Linked DNA regions of Mus musculus: region 1 is linked to region 2. The links are chromatin contacts, found by Hi-C in ENCODE. All regions are on one chromosome and are shown on one strand. Each heading gives the region's core, a stretch centred on a gene start or an enhancer-like site at or near the end of the contact. The rest is flanking DNA. Distances are from core to core; before and after follow the strand shown.

What was found. Hi-C counts contacts between places; a loop is a spot of excess contacts on that map.
Region 1: a map of regulatory T cell shows a loop between it and region 2 (10-fold over the local background). The contact joins the promoter of Itgb7 here to the promoter of Smdt1 in region 2. A Hi-C loop is called at or near these places in 2 of 37 maps with a recorded cell type or tissue (T-helper 17 cell and regulatory T cell).

Annotation. Positions count from the first base shown.
Region 1 is chr15:102,230,502-102,233,352 of GRCm38, reverse strand. Itgb7 (integrin beta 7) reads left to right here and starts at 1,418. Exons shown (of 15, transcript NM_013566.2): 1 at 1,418-1,502.
Region 2 is chr15:82,344,317-82,347,563 of GRCm38, reverse strand. It overlaps Smdt1 (single-pass membrane protein with aspartate rich tail 1), which reads right to left and starts at 1,518. Exons shown (of 3, transcript NM_026914.1): 1 at 1,295-1,518. The coding sequence starts at 1,480. It overlaps Pheta2 (PH domain containing endocytic trafficking adaptor 2), which reads right to left. Exons shown (of 2, transcript NM_177391.4): 2 at 1,854-3,247.

The sequences.
Region 1 (2,851 bases), core at 169-2,668, about 20 Mb before region 2:
CACCTCTTATCCCCTTAGACTCCTCACTCCTACAGTTATTGCCTCTCTCAGTGATAGAGACCAAACCTAAGGCCTCCTGAAAGCTGGGCAAGCATCTTGACACTGAGCCGCATCCTCACACACCCTTCTTACTGTACCAGATGGTCTCTTAAATAGACACCGTCTTATTTTTTTATGGTGATCTATAAAATGGCAGCCATAGGAAGTTCTCCCCTCCTTCCGAACGTCACGAGTCCTTAATCCAGTCCCACATGCTGTGGTGACCCCAACCAGAGTCATTTTCACTGCTACGTCATAATTGCAATTTTTGTCACTGCTATGAATCGTAATGCAAATATCTGATATTTCTGATGGTCTTAGGCAACCCCTGTGAAATGGTTGTTCAACTCCTATGGGGTTGTGACTCACACAGGTTGTGAAACCCTGGATTAAAGAATACAGCTAAGGAGTTTTACTACTTCATGCTAACGGAGAGAGAGCCAGGATTTTAACTCAGGCAGGTTGGCTTCAGAGTCCAAATAGCTTAGCTGTGGTACTCTCAGGAGTCGAGACTTCTAGGGAAAGACCTTGATTCAATCCAGGTTATAATTAGTTAAATTTATTGATACTGGTAGCAGGACAGCAATCTCTGAGCCAAATTAGAGTCTGCCACTCAAAGGGGAATAAGGGATGAGGAAAGGATTTTTAAAAATGAAGACCACAAGACCTTGAGTATCTGCATATGCAAGCCAAGAGCTGTTTTGCTCTGCCAAGAGGTAGTAGTCAAGGGGACCTCAAAGTAGTCCAGAATGTCTGCACAAGAATGTCAGAGAAAACAAAACAAAACAAAACAAAACCAACAACAGCGACAAATACCGATTCTATCAAAACAAGTACAGATGTAGGCTTGTGGGTGAAGGCCGGTGTGTCAGGGTTACTGGGAACTTATTTTCCTGGCAAATCAAAAGACAAGTGGCTATTGGAACCAAGATGGATACCTAGCACGAAAGGCAGTCATCACAACTCAATGGCCCCTGAGTTTTCCAAAGGAACAGAAACCACCTTCCTTCATGTTTCTTCCTGTCTGCTCCTTCCTCTCTGTGATACTGGAGAGAACATTGAGTTTTGGAAGGAAGCTGAGTTGGATTTAGATTACAGCCCAGCAGCCCCTTGCTACCTGTGTGACATTTTGCAAAGTCGATCTCTCTTTAGAGTCTGGGCTTCAATCTCTGCGTCTGTGACATGTGTGGGGGCAGGGGTGGGGGCACCGCCACTATCCGGCGCTGTTCTGGTGACCCTTCCTTGTACTTCTTTAGCACAGGAGCAGTGCTTAGTAGATGGGACTCCTAGGTCCTTTCTTTACCCAGCCCACTCCTATCTGCTCCACCTTCTGCTAGATCAGCCACCCTCCAAGAGTCCCCCCACCCCAGGGTGTGTCACTTCCTCCTCTGCTGCCTCTCCATCTGTACACAAGGGCTGCCACTGCCACCGGCGGAGGAAGGGCTGCTCCTCCTCAAGCACCTGTGAGTACCCTCAGGGCAGCAGCCCACCCACCTCCTCCTCTCACCCAGGCCTACTTGTTCCCTACCTCTCTGTGATCTGGGCTCTCCAGTGCTCTGTCTAGTCTTGAGAAAGGCTCTGAACCCCCTTCTGCACTCCTATGGTCCCCACTATTTCTTTCTCGGTTATCCCAGCCTCCTGCTGCTCATCCATTTGTTTCTCCAGTGGAGCCAGAGGGAGGGAAGGAGATTGCGATGCTATACGTGAGTGTTTTCTGAGAGCTAAGGCTTACTTACTCTTGTGCTTCTCCCAGCATCTCCTGTCTGTCCCTGGCTGCTATCTTTGCAACTTGATGTTTTTTGCACAGTCCAGAAGTCTTCCCACTTGGCACCTTAGCCACAGACTCCACATTCCTGGTCTACTGAGGCTTGCACTGTACATGTGCATGCTCACACACATGCACACACACACACATGCACACGCACACATACGCATGCGTGTGTGCATGGAAGGAGACAGGCAGCAGGTGGCAAGATACATGGATTGCCAAAGAAGGGAGAAAGGGACAGAATTGAGAGGGGCAGGAGAGGTCATGTATGAGTTCAGAGCCCCCTTTAGGAGAGATGAGTGGACTTGATGTCTCTGTCTTGTGGGGGGAGTGGAAGTGAAGCCCCATCTATGAGATGAGTCAGAACTAAATTTTGTGCTGCAGAGTCTCGAGCCTCCCTGACCACAGCGCAAAGCACGCAGGTCTGAGGTTTCAGTGAGGTTAAGCCTGGGGTCAGCCTCTCCCTGAGAGCAGAAGCTCTGTAATGTACTACACCCATCTGAGGTCACATGGGGTGGTGAGCAGGATGGGGTGTTCAACGGCTCAGTACCCCACCCTTCCCCATACTCCCTGTAAAGAGCATCAGTACCTGAGTCTGGACCCAAGCTGAGGGGGTTGTGGTTGCTGGCTAGCAGGCTCTTGTACACTGCTGGTGGCCATGGGAACACCATAGCACAATCCCTAGGGAGCTTACGCTGCAGTCTCTACTTACCAGTGTTGCCGGCGGGTACTGCCAGTCTTCCAGAGGGTTCCTTGAGAGTCATCTGCACGTGTGTGATGGCTGCATGTGCTTTCCTTGTGTGTGTGTGTGTGTCATGATTAGTCACAGTAGGCAATTAGAAACCATTACATTTTTGAGACTGGAGAGAGCATTCGGTGGCTAAGAGCACTTGTTGCTCTTGCAAAGGATCCAGGTTTGACGCCCCCCTCAGCACCCACATATTGCTTAACAACCATCCATCACTGCATTGGCAAGGGACCTGATGCTTCTGCGCTCTGGGGGCACGCGTGACGTTAGACACATCAAGGAGAAGGAATTAATCC
Region 2 (3,247 bases), core at 269-2,768:
TGAGGAGCACTGACAGCACTTCTACAGGACCTGGTTCTCAGCACCCACGTGGCCTCTCACACGCAAGTAACTCCAGCTCCAATATGGCACAGTCTCTTCTAGCATTTGTGGGCATGTGGCACTTAAGTGCTACACAGACATACATGCAGGCAAAACATGCATACACATAAATAAAACTCGAGTTAGGAGGAGGTGTGTGCACTGATGGGGCCTCTCACCTCCTTCTCTTTTAGCTGGCTCCTGCTGCTGAGCAACCTTGCTTCACAATTAATGTTAAAAGCTCGCAAAGGCAACATGGACGGAAGGAATGCCAATGAGATTTCACCGGTATTAGCTTCCTGCTTCCCCTAGCTGTGACTTTTTATACAGCAGCTGCACATTTTTGCTTCTCGCTGGAACCCTGACTGGGGTCAACTGCTACCGCTCAGGCTTGCTCTAAAGACTTTTGTTTTCCCTTCGACTCCATACGGCCATGCCGTCAAAAAGCACACCTTTGGTATAAGAGACTTCCCATTTTTCCTTTGGGGTACCGAGGGCAAGTGACAAGAGTTCAAGTATGGAAAAACCAGGATGTGGTCTCTGGTTGTCAAGACCTAACTCCTAGCTTTGGATGCTGGCTTCAGGGCTCTGCCCTGACTTCATCTGTAAAACCTACACATTCCTCAGCACAGAAGGTCCTGCTCCCACATCCCCCTATCCGTTCTCCTTCATTTCCTTTTTACTAAGTATATTACTTCCGCATTCCCTTCCCACTCTTTCAGTAATTTATTCTATGTGCATTGGTATTTTGCCTCCTCGTGTATGACTATGCGAAGATGTCAGATCTTGAAGTTACTGATAGTTGTAGCTGTCCTGTGGTGATGGGAGTTAAACCTGGGTCCTCTGGAAGAGCAGAGTTCCTAAGCTCTGAGCCATCTCTCCAGCTCTCAGGATTGTTTTATCCCATCACCTTTGAGGCAGAGATTGCATGACTTGTATAAATCGACACAAAGCCTTTCTTCTGACCCTGAAGAAATAGGTCATTATGTCCCTCAAGATAAGAAATTGCACATTTCGCTGCTGCCTTCCAGCTTCTGTGTCCAGGAACCCAGCTTAACAGTGAGTTTTATGGAAACATTTTCCTCCACCTGTCAAAGTCAGCAAAACCCAGCTGCACAAATTGAGTCCTATGTCCGGTCCCCAGTCTATGCCAATACTATGATTGGCCTCTGCGCCTGTCAATCAGGACAGGTCACATGCACTCCCCCAATCACCGGCCTCAATCCCTTCGTCCCGCCTCAAGACAGACACTCACTTTCACCGGCTTGGGCAAAATGGCGCCGCTGCGAGTGACGATGACTGACCTCGACGGTACCTGGCTGAGACCTGAGCTGCCCGGTACGGTGTAGACATCGCCACCTCTCCTCCCCCTCGGCCCGCTCCAGAGAGCCCCGGGTCGAACTGCAACCCAGGCCAGCCGCCGAGCCGCCGTGGACGCCATCTCCAGCTCCGCCCCTCGCCGGGAGCCACACCCCACGCATCCAAGGCGGCCTCTGGCAGAAACTTTCTCCAAAACTCGCGAGACTCGTGACACACACGGGAAGCACCGCCCTCCCGCCTGCGCAGAGCACGCATTCGTATGCCGGTGGGAAAGTCCTCGGCGCCCGGACGACGTAGTGACGTCAGGAGAAGGACGCCCCTCCCGGACTCCAGAGGGCGGGGCCGCCAGGGCTCCCTTTGTAGGTGTTCCCGCCCCTCACCTCGGGAAGACTTGAATTAAGGAACCAGAATGTGTAATGAAAAACTCTACTTGGTATCTGAATTTATATATATATATATATATATATATATATATATTTTTTTTTTTTTTTTAAGGTAACAAAAAGTTAACAAAAAGCTGGGCGAAGTGGCGCACACCTTTAATCTTACACTACTTGGGATGCAGAGGCAGGAGGATCTCTGTGAGTTCAAATCCAGTAAGTTCCAGGACAGCCGGAGCTACGTAGTGCGGCGAAAAAAATCAAGTTAACAATAAATAGCTCATGGTTTCTGTGGACATTGGTACAATGGGTGCAGTGGACAGCGGGCTTCCCCTACAGATCTAGGGAACAAACAAATAGACGGATTGGCCTGATGGAGGTCATACCACCAAGCCAGGTTCTTGGACTCAATTGTTAGCCTCAGACACCAGCTTTGCAACTCAGGCTCCTGATTCTTCATTTGTAAACACGTTGATTGTAATAACCAAAATTAACTTTCTGAGAGGGTCTCACACATAGCCCAATCTAGCCAAAAAACTCGCGGTGTTGTCAAGGATGCTTTTGAACTCCTGATCCTCCTCCACCTCTTTGCTACCAACCGGGGAACTTTACCGTTCTGGTTATAAAGGGAAGGGGGGAGGGGAGGCTAACAGGCCTTCCACCAGGTCCTGCTGCAAAACAAACACCAAAACCAAGTGAGGTGTGGCACTCCTATCTATAATCCCAGCAGATTGCCATGCTAAGGAGTTCCAGACCTGCGTGGGCTACAAAGACTTGGTCTCCAAAAACCAAAACTATTAAAAGAGCAAACACTAACTACTGTGACAAGAAACTTAGCAAAGGTACCTGTGTGTACAGTGAGGGCAGCTGGCTATGAGGTTACAAGCAGGCTTGAGAAACATAGCCCTGACCAGAGGAACCATGGAACTCAGTCTCCTGGAGGCAAAATCCAGCCTTTAGGCCTTGTTGGATTTGGGTCAGGCTGGCCCAAGGCCCCAGATAGGGAAAGGAGGGAGGTCAGGAAGAGTCCAATTTTGTTTGGGAACGGTATACATCTCTATTGAGCCACAGCCACTGTCACTACATCTATATAAAGGGGACAGACGGGCCTGGTTTCTGGCTCTGTAGACCTAGCCATCTGACCTTAGAGCTAAAGAAAAAGATACTTGGAATGACACGGGACAGAGTAGCTATGAGAGCCCTCAGCAGACAAGCCTTAGGAACAAGCGGGCTAGGTAACAAGAGTCCCTACAAGTTGCCATGACGACAGGTCAGGTCTTCTATATAAAAGGCTGCCTGCCTCCCTGCGGGCAATGTCCAGCACTATACATGGACAGGGCAGCAGCGGGAGAGAGAACAAATCCCTCTTTAGCACCTAAAGACCTTCTCCTACAGAGAGCCCTGCCCAAGCTACAACGATGTCAGTCTTCAAGCCACTTCCTGTCACCTCTGGCATGGAGATGCCCAAGACTTCTTGTGTTGGACTTTATGGCTAGAGAGCAGAGCCC